Regions from separate parts of the Mus musculus genome. Here regions 2, 3 and 4 are each linked to region 1. The links are chromatin loops, found by intact Hi-C in ENCODE. Cell type or tissue: gastrocnemius. All regions are shown on one strand.

Evidence for each region. Peaks named below come from ENCODE experiments on the same cell type or tissue, not always from the same donor. Only the 100,000 strongest peaks of a DNase experiment are listed, where the experiment ranks them.
Region 2: it touches region 1 in a loop (2.8-fold over the local background); 7 of 42 quality-filtered maps call a loop at or near these places.
Region 3: a loop joins it to region 1, with 2.4 times the contacts of the local background. A loop is called at or near these places in 6 of 42 quality-filtered maps.
Region 4: a loop joins it to region 1, with 8 times the contacts of the local background. A loop is called at or near these places in 15 of 42 quality-filtered maps.

What each region holds. Positions count from the first base shown.
Region 1 is chr6:95,097,079-95,099,578 of GRCm38, forward strand. No RefSeq gene overlaps it. Among named protein-coding and RNA genes, the nearest start is that of Gm26501, 2.0 kb to the right of the region's middle. In gastrocnemius, no CTCF peak of the experiment used is centred here; a DNase peak (open chromatin) is centred at 1,452.
Region 2 is chr6:95,222,408-95,224,907 of GRCm38, forward strand. No RefSeq gene overlaps it. Among named protein-coding and RNA genes, the nearest start is that of Kbtbd8, 110 kb to the left of the region's middle. In gastrocnemius, a CTCF peak has its summit at 1,306 (motif pointing right); a DNase peak (open chromatin) is centred at 1,317.
Region 3 is chr6:95,206,078-95,208,577 of GRCm38, forward strand. No RefSeq gene overlaps it. Among named protein-coding and RNA genes, the nearest start is that of Kbtbd8, 89 kb to the left of the region's middle. In gastrocnemius, a CTCF peak has its summit at 1,191 (motif pointing right); a DNase peak (open chromatin) is centred at 1,183.
Region 4 is chr6:97,005,630-97,008,129 of GRCm38, forward strand. All of the region lies in intron 3 of Tafa4 (TAFA chemokine like family member 4), which reads right to left. Among named protein-coding and RNA genes, the nearest start is that of Tafa4, 54 kb to the right of the region's middle. In gastrocnemius, a CTCF peak has its summit at 1,287 (motif pointing left); a DNase peak (open chromatin) is centred at 1,278.

The DNA of each region.
Region 1 (2,500 bases):
GAGAAGAAGAAGAAGAAGAAGAAGAAGAAGAAGAAGAAGAAGAAGAAGAAGAAGAAGAAGAAGAAGAAGAAGAAGAAGAAGAGGAAGAAGCAGCAGCAACAGCAGCAGCCAACAGCATTATGGGGCAGGAAGTCTTGGGCCTAAATACATCTCTACCACTTCAGAGTTCTGAAACTATCTTCACTGCTTTCTTCCCCAAGTAGGGTACAAAAGCACTACCTCATAGGACAGTGTGTGTGTGTGTGTGTATACAAGCAGAGGCCACTGTCTGCTTCAGTTGCTCCTTCCCTCATTTTTCAAGACAGAGCCTTTCACTGAACTAGGTACTCAGCAATTTGGCTAAAGTGGCTAGTCAAGGAGCCCCGGGGCTCCTCCTGGTTTTGGAGCCAATGTGCATAACCTGCGTGGGTTATTTTTTTTTTTTTTACTTATTTTTATGTTGTATGTGAGTATACTGTAGCTGTCTTCAGACACACCAGAAGAGGGCATCGAATCCCATTACAGATAGTTGTGAGCAACCATGTGGTTGCTGGGAATTGAACTCAGGACCTCTGGAAGAACAGTCAGGACTCTTAACCACTGAGCCATCTCTCCAATCCAAGTGTTTTGTTTTTTAAATTAAATCTTTAAGTGTTCTTAGAGGCTAAAAATGATTGTTATTATAAACATATCTTAATAATTTAGGCAGTAACTATGTATTCACAGGAAAGCCAGAGCATGATATTTCTCGTGTTATGAAAATGAAATATCATTTTTTTGTTTTAACTGATTATCCACTAGCTAGCTGAACCTGCCTTAATTGTTCTTTAAACGGTGACAGCTGTTTGCCCTGAGAAACTGCGATCAGATCATGTCAGGCTAAAGTTCTAGAACCATTTATAGATGATCTTAACTTTTTCTTCAGCATCAACGTTTTAATACTTTCGGAAACATTTCTCACCATCACCAAACAACATACCAACTCTCTTCAACATGGCTAGTTGGTACACGTTGCTCTAGAAGACCCATAGCCTACTTTACACTAAAATAGTTCTAAAATTGAAGAGCATAGTTCAAACTTGCCGTGGAATTTCCAAACTTCATTTTTGTCCGACATGGTGCTAATAGCGTTAACAAAGCATCATTTTCTAAGAATCCAGGTGAGAGACTACACATGAGTAACCTCAAGGAACCTTCCCTGATATGATGTCTACAACCCACTATGGAAACTGAAATCAATTCCAAGAATCTCAACTCAGGTAGATATAAGTAAGATCTCACTAGGCTTAATTTTTACTTCTTCACGCACCAGGGCGTCAAAATTCATTTCCCCAAAGAGCAAGGCAATGCCAAACTCCAAAAGAAGAGAAAAACAACCAGGACAAGAAACCTTTCCACTAAACAAGCCACGGACATGGTCAAACATCCCGAGATCCCCATCAAAGCGGCGTGGCGCTAGGTGGCAGCAGAGAGCCGGAGACGCGCTAAGCTAATTCCAGCAGCTGTGTGAACCTCTTCTAGTTCCTTCCCATCTCAACCTGGCTCTGGCCTCAAAGAGAAACCCGCAGGCTGAGCCAAGTTCCAACAACTGCTATGAGATCAACACAGCTCTTTCAGCGTCTCAGTTGCCGTTTATTTGACGAGATTAAGCCCACATTTCCTGGCTCCTTTGCTGTACAACGCTGTTCAGTCTTGCAGACCAGTTCAAAACCCTGCCCTCACCCTGCCACCCTGCCACCTCTTCCTAAGACAAACACACCTTGGTGCGGTTCGGGCGTGGTAGGGGAGTTAGGGGTCATCAAGAGGCCGAGTTACTTATAAATGCTGCCTCCCCAAGATGCGCTGCTCAGGAATGGGACCTCTGTTCTGGGGGCAGCAGGTACTGCTGGACCAGGAGGCTTGAATGAGGTCCACATGGGGAGGCACACACAGCTCTGCTGGGATCCTTAAGTCTTCCAGTTGCTAAAACCAATTTTTTTTTTTTGAAGCAGGTATTTGAGTGGCTTCAGTGCCATGCACGTCTTCCAAACCTGATTCTTGATTTCAAACGTGCACTAGACCTTTCTTAGTTACCTTCTCTGCATGCCTCCCGGGCTTCTGCCAGACTGATGGATTTGGTGTTTTCACCCGGATGCAACAGGATTTCTTGCCTCTCACCAGAATCTATGGCCTAACCTTCCCAGCTCCTGCTATGGAAGTCGATTCTGTGCTTCTGACATCTGCCTGCATCACTTACCAGCTATGACTTTCAGTGCAGCTGGCTTTATCCTCTTGGGCTTCGTTTCACCATCTGAAAATTGAGGCTAACAAGAGGACTTTTCTCCAGAAGTCGTTTATAAGACTGAGATAGCTTACTGTTGCAGATGAAGGAAGACGTCAGCTGATATTAGGTGCTGGTAGGGTTGGATCTACGACATCCACACGTCCACTCTCCTGGCTTGTAATGCTTAGCTGGGCTTCATGCTCTAGGAAATGAATTAGACCAACTCCTGGAGTCACAGTTCCTGGTATGTAAACCATT
Region 2 (2,500 bases), 130 kb after region 1:
GTCTCCAGCAGTGAAGGTAGAGAGAAAAGCCATACCAAGTTACATAATATTCATTTACTTTTTTGGGGACAGAAGAAGGCAGAATCTTTTCTTTTTTAAACGTCTGGAGAGAAAATGTCCTATAACCGAGTCCTTTTAAAGAGCACCAAGGCTCACTGTGAAGAGCAGATGCAACCTTGCAATAAGCAGAGGCTTCTGCTAGACTCTGCTCACCCCCAGCTCTCTGTAATGAGCGAGGGCATACATAAAGTTGGCATCTCTAGGGGGAAGATGCTGAGATCGTATGGTCCAGGTATTTTTGTGTTCTGCATACCCTATTCAATAGTGAGAAAATGAATGGAAAGTTAACAAACCCAGGGATTTTCTCCCTCAAAATATTAATTATAATAATTAAACTTCTCATGAGTGCTATATCAAAATCTGCCCTGTGTTAGGTTAAATAAAGCAAAACAACAAAATCAAAAGATACAACAAAAAGAACTAATACCTGGACAACAGCAACAAATTTAGGGGTCATAGGGCCACTGGAGACAAGAGCTGGCTGAACTTATTACAAGTGTGGTCCCATTTAACTCCCACGTGACTCTCTGAGTTCCACACTGTGGCTTTTCTATTTTAATGGTGAGAAAGTTGGGATTCAGAGAATTTAGGTAAGTTTTTCAGTCTTGCTCAACATGAACACAAGAGAGCTCTTCTTTCAACAGGGTCAAACTATTCCAAACCTTGTATTTTTTTTTCTAGCTACTACTTTATGGTTATTCTACTTCATCTAATACACTATATATTGATATATAGTGTATATTATTCTATAATTATATTAGTTTCACTTATGTGTATGGGTGTTTTCTCTGCATGCACATTTGTGAACCAGATGCATGCAGTACTTACAGAAGATGTCTGGATTGGAGTGATAAATGGGTGTGACCCATTCAGTAGGTGCTGGGAGTCAAACCTGGATCCTCTGAAAAACTATCCAGTACTCCTAACCATTGAGCTCTCTCCAAAAATCTTCTTTAGCACACTTATTTCTGATATCTACTGGGATAGTTACAACAATCTACAGGCATAAGATCTAGGAGATACGAAATGATTAGAAGGCCTACAGACAGAACATGGGTTTTCAACTTCGAAAAATAATGACTTTAAGAACAGAACTATAAAAAATCACATGAAATAAGTTCTTCTGCTAGCAGGATAAAGGCCAGAGGAACGACTGCAGGTATTTGCCCAGATCTTTGGATAAAAAGAAAGGTCTGAGACTTGCCTGACTAATGTTTAGCACCAAGGACAGCGACACACATTCTCTCCACTAGGGGGCAGGGTAGTCATTACTTTGGAGGGACAAGAGCAGCCTGACCCGTGTACAACCCAAGTCTGGCTCTTCAACAGGCCTGAAGCAAGCTCACTCACCGAAGCTTCAGAAGTGTGAGCGGTGGGGGCTAAAGGGGACAACAGTTTATAATTTCACAGACAGAACTTTAGATCTCTGTAAAGATCCCGTGGACGATTGAGAGCCAAACCTCAGGTTTTGTGTTTGAAAACAATGTCAAGACTGGGGACAGTTAAGTAGCTTTTCTAGAAAATACTCCTGGAGCTATTCTTACCCAAGCTATTAAAAGGTCTGGAAAGAAACTCCTAGGAGGATAGTGCATGCCTTCCTTGAGAGTCATACACAGGGTTTAGAGAGTTTGATGGACCTGGGTTGGGATTTGATTCTCTCATTTTCCCAGTAGATAGATAGATAGATAGATACCATCAAATAAGAATAATGTCTCTAGTCAGTAATTATGAAACAGGAATAAATCAGGACTAAATGGTAGTGTATGATCTACAGCATTGTTGTGATGACCAATGTCTGAACACACACAGCTCAAAGTCCAGCGTGCAATGGACAATGGATGCTGTATAGATGGCCCCACATGACCTTGATGGCAAACAGACTCAGAGAAGTAAGAGGTGGAAGCTCAGAAAGGGTGTTTACAACTCAACCGGATGCAAGACAGGCATATAAACATCTTGCACTTGTTGACTGAGCATCTATTAAGCATCTATAGGGTGACGTTATGAAAGTGATTATTAAAACAACTGGCAGATATCCCAACCATAGTTGAAAACTGCTTTCAGTCAATGAGACGAGAGCAATGGTGTATATAACTGCCAGGTGGTATGTTGAAAAGCTAATTTGTGCTTGCTCTCTATGCTGGCCAGCGCCCCTGCAGTCAGTTCCAAAGATGATCCATCTGTAAAGGGAAGGAATTGATTTGGGTCCATGGTTTGAGAGGTTCCAGCCCCACTGTTTTGGTGGCTTACCGTGATAGGAACCTGGGACAGTGCAACGCTGCTCATCTTATGGCTGGGAAGGAAAGGGAACTGAGTCAGGACTGGGCTCCCAGTGTCTCTTTCAAGACCACAGCCACAGTCATCTGAAGACCTCTCTCTACACCGCATCTCCTAAAGACCACACCCTACCGTGGTGCCTCTGTGGAGACCACACTTTTAC
Region 3 (2,500 bases), 110 kb after region 1:
GTTTCTCTCTGTCTCTCTGTGTGTCTCTCTGTCTCTCTGTGTGTCTCTCTGTCTCTCTGTGTTTCTCTCTGTCTCTCTGTGTTTCTCTCTGTCTCTGCCTCTTTTTCTCTCTCTGTGATCAGGAAGAAAACAAGGCTGTTCTCTGACCATTACCATTCAACATCATGTTAGCTGCTCTAGGCATGAAATCCAAAAAGAAAGGAACTGGGCATAGTGCTGGACACCTGCAACAGTCTTCAGGAAAAACTCTAAGTTCAGCCTGGATACAAAGTAAAAGGCTGTCAAAAAAAAAAAAAGAAAAAGAAAAAAAAAGAAAGAAAAGAAAAGAAAAGGAAAAGAAAAAGAAAAAGAAAAGGAAAAAGAAAAAGAAAAGGAAGGAAGAAGAAAATAAAAGTGTTCCCACATGAAGATGATATTATCTTTGTAAAAAAGTAAGACTCAACAAAAATTATGAAAGAGTCAAAACATAAAGTCAAACAATGACCAATGGGAATCTGAAATTAAAAAATAATTTTTGACTGTTTTATGTGTAAACACACACAAATCCTTGGGAATAAATTTATAAGATTTTATGAGTTATAATGCTCATATATGCCAGGCGTTGTGGCACATGCCTTTAATCTCAGCACTCCGGAGGCAGAGGCAGGCGGATTTCTGAGTTCGAGGCCAGCCTGGTCTACAGAGTGAGTTCCAGGACAGCCAGGGCTACACAGAAAAACCCTGTCTCAAAAGCACCAAAAAACAAAACAAAACAAAACAAAACAAAACAAAACCCAATACTCATATATAAATTTATAAATAAAAATACTAATAGAAGAAATGAAAAGAAGATAGAAATATGTGGAGAGATGCCCTGTGCTATAGATTGTAGGGATAAGGTTATTACAGGGTAATGCTTTCCAATTTGATCTATAGATTCAGCATACTTCTTTTTAAAAAAGTCTTCCATTGCTAGGTGGTAGTGGTGTGCTCCTTTAATCCCAGCACTCAGGAGGCAGAGGCAGGTGGATCTCTGTGAGTTTGAGGCCAGTCAGGTCTAAAGAGTGATTTCCAGGGCAGCTAGGGCTACATAAAGAAACCCTGCCTCAAAACAAAAAAAAAAAAAATCCTTTTATTTTCTTTTATGTGTAGGTATTCTGCCTGCAAATGAATCTGTATATCATGTGCATGCAGTGCCCACAACGGCCAGAAGAGGGCATTGGATCTCTCTGGAACTGTGACTACAGACAGTTCTGAATATCCATGTTGGGGAGCCAGGAGATTGAATTTTTTGATTCTCATAAAAATCCCAGAAAGGAAAGCTGACGCTATTGATCAACTGATTCTAAAGTTCATATGGAAGGAAAAAGATTGTGAGTCATGACAGCATACTGAAGAACACTGGCAGAGCTGGGCTCAGGTTTACCAGTAATCCACAGCAATCAAGAAGGTAAAAGAATAGGGACAGGAGTCAGTGAAATGAAAAGTGACATGAATATGTTGTCTGGAGGAGCTATCAAGGCTTTCAGGGAAGAAGGGATTGCCTTTCAACCATTGGTCTCATGATGGTGAGGGTGAGGGTGAGGGTGAGGGTGAGGGTGAGGGTGAGGGTGATGATGACATAACTAGGAGCTACCTGGAACCGTACGTCAGTTTAGCATGTGTGGGTCCTGGGTTTGATTCTTAACACCACATATATGTGCATTGTGTGCACGAACAAACATGTCACATTCATGCATACACACACATGCACACCGGAAACATTTTATAGGGATAATTGTAAAAGACAAGACTGTAAATCCTTTAGATGAAAACATGGCAGAAAAGTTCAATGATTTTGGATTTAGTGGTTCATTTCTGATATAATATAAAAAAGCACAAAAGGTAGGAGACTGACATGAAGAGACCCGTTGTGGTTGAAGCCAGAGCATGGATCTCATGAAGGGCTTGCATCTGTAATACACAAGACATCTTAAAATCAACAGCAGAAAAGTCGTAAGGTTGGGCCTAGTGGCTCAGGTTCATATCCTCAGCTACTCTGGAAGCTGAGGAAAGAGGATTATAAATTCTACTGTGTTGAAGGCCTACCTTGGTAACTTAGTGAGCCTGTCTCAAGATAAGAAACATAAAGAGAATCGGCATGCTCCTCTGTGGCAGAGTTCTTGACTAGGTTCAATTCCCAGTAACACAGACACAGACACAGACACAGACACAGACACAGACACAGACACAGACACAGACACAGACACAGACACAGACACAGACACAGACACAGACACAGACAGACACAGACACAGACACAGACACACACACACACACACACACACAGACACACACACAGACACACACACAGACACACACACACACACACAGACACAGACACACACAGACACAGACACACACACACATACACAGACACAGACACAAACAGACACAGACACAGACACACACACACACACAGACACACACACACACAGACACACACACAGAAAGACACAGACATACACACAGACACAGACAT
Region 4 (2,500 bases), 1.9 Mb after region 1:
CGAAGCCAAGGAAGCCCTCTGTACTGTCAGGCATCCCTTTTTCAACCCCAGGAGGGTCACTTTTAGTCTCTTCCACTATCCCCAACCTTCAGAAGATAGGTCTGAGGCCCCAAAAGTTTCCGGGTTTTGAAACTAAGATTGAAACAACTGAAGCGAGACACCTGCTGCCAGTGTGGCCCTGAGCCCAGCAGATGCAAGCAGCGCCTGTGAGCTCCCAGGTAGAAAGGCATTGTAGACCTTCCGTGGTTCTCTGCATCCACCCCGTTCTGCAGCTTGCAGCCGGTCGTCCAAGGCTAGCCTGAGCTACTCTGCTCCCCAGCAGAATGAGGCCTCTTTCTAAAGTCTGAGCAGAAGCTCGGTGTTTATACAAACTAAAAGTTACTGTCTCCATTTCATTAGCTTTCCCAAGGCAACGATAAACAAGAGTGGTTTGGTTGTTTGGTTTGGTTTGGTTTGGTTTGGTTTGGTTTGGTTTGGGTTTGCCTTGTTTCCTTATAGACCATAAAGCTTCAAGCCTCTGAAGACGCCTATCAATCTCTCCAGGGAACCCACAGCTTCCAGCCACTCCTCTGGTGCACGACATCTCAGAGTCTGTCATCTGCATCCCTCTAACTACAAAAACAGTGTCTGCTTCTGGTGCGTTTGCTGTGTGCTAGCCCTTCCTCCTGTTTCTCCTCATTTACTCGTTCCCATCACCTGATAGAAGGTAGGTGCAACTATTATCCCATTGTATAGATGTCGAAACATGTCCAGAAGGGTTGGGTGGCCTGGATAGGGTCACACGGCCAAGAGGGGCCAGACCTAGAGCCATGTTTGACCCCAGCCCCCAGTACTTGGTCTTCTGTGCTGCCTGGTTGCTGGGTGGGCTCTGGTTTTCCTGGGTCTTTCTGTGAGGAGTATACCAAATAGACACCAGACAGGCACCAAGCCATTCGGTCAGACAGCGCACGTCTGGGGAAATGGAACTATTAAAATGAGCAAAAAAAAAAAAAAAAAAAAAAAAAAAAAAAAAAAAAAAACCCGTAGCACCCAAATCTCCAACTGCCTCCCCTCAGTTAGAAAAGTAACTGCCTGTTTTTAAAGGTGAAAATGTAGCGATATCCCCTAGAGACAATTCCTATGATTTAGGAAGCTTTGTGTGTGTGTGTGTCTCAATGTTACCATGGTTACAAAGGACCAAACTTTCACAAGCACCTTTAAACTGTTAATTCCATCGGTCACTTGGGTTTCAGGAACCACCTCCCAGCCTGCAGCCTTCCCAAGGCGTTGTTTGCTGCCCTCTTGTGGAGAAAAGAGGTTACTGACTGGGGGAAGAGCAGAAATAGTGGATTAAAAAGTGACATTGTGGGGAGGACCCTACTTTCCAATTTAGAGGACTCATCCTGAGAACTGACCCATCCTCCCCGTTGCCTGAGGTGACCAGAGATTTGTGTGTGTTCTCTTGCCCAATCAGGATGACCAACTGAATGGTGAAACACCAGGGGATCAGGATTTTTTGTGTGTTCTTTTTATTTCTTCAAAACACAATTTCCAGTCTTATGATTGCAATGTCATTTGCCTTAAGGAAAGAGTCCTAATAGCAGAGTGTGAAATCAGGTGAGTATCCTTATTTAATTATTATCATATATTTATTGTCCTATATGATGGCTCTTAGGTATTTTTGCCCATACTCTGCCCCAACCCCTGTTACATGCATGGTTTCTAATGTTTGAACTTAAAAATTTGTACAACTAACAATGTCTTCTTTCGAAAGCATCCATACACCCCCACCTTCTTCCTCTGCTCCTGCCTTAGCCTGCTGAGTGGAAAACACCTCCTTTGCTATACACAATGGCCAACAAGCCATGTGCTTAGTAAGGTAGAAGGGTTTGGGATGAGACAACTCCTCACTGGCAAGCTTTAGCAGACAGGGCAAGGAAAGGCCAGGGTGGAGAATAAGTTCTGGAAAACTTCATCAAAGATGACAAAATAAGTATACAGGACAAGCAAGTTAGCTCAGAGAAAGCCCTCACTTACATAGCGACACAGCCAAGGAGAATAAAACCAGCATGGTCCACTGGCACACACACACATACACACACACACACACACACACACACACACACACACAATCCTGTGTCCAAAAGCAACCTACGACTCCTTATGGCACTAAAACGTACGCCACTCTGTAGAGATTTAGGATGCTAATGAGACATGGGAGGAAAGCTAGACCTTTTTTATTATCAGCCCACATTCCCACCCTCAGAAGGTTACTAATCTCTCCATAAACCACCTCTTCCTGCTGCGATTACGTTTCTGATCAATTCTTTGTTCTGAAACACAATAACCTAGCACCCCAATATCAGCCAATGTCCCTGGGCTGGAGACTTTCTGGACCATCTCAGCCAGGCGCCTGTGGCTGACTTTACAACAGTACTGCACTGTCAGATGTCCTTTGACACATGTGCAGTGGGGTGAAGATGGCCGAGTTCCACATCATCACAGGACACGGTCTTCCCCT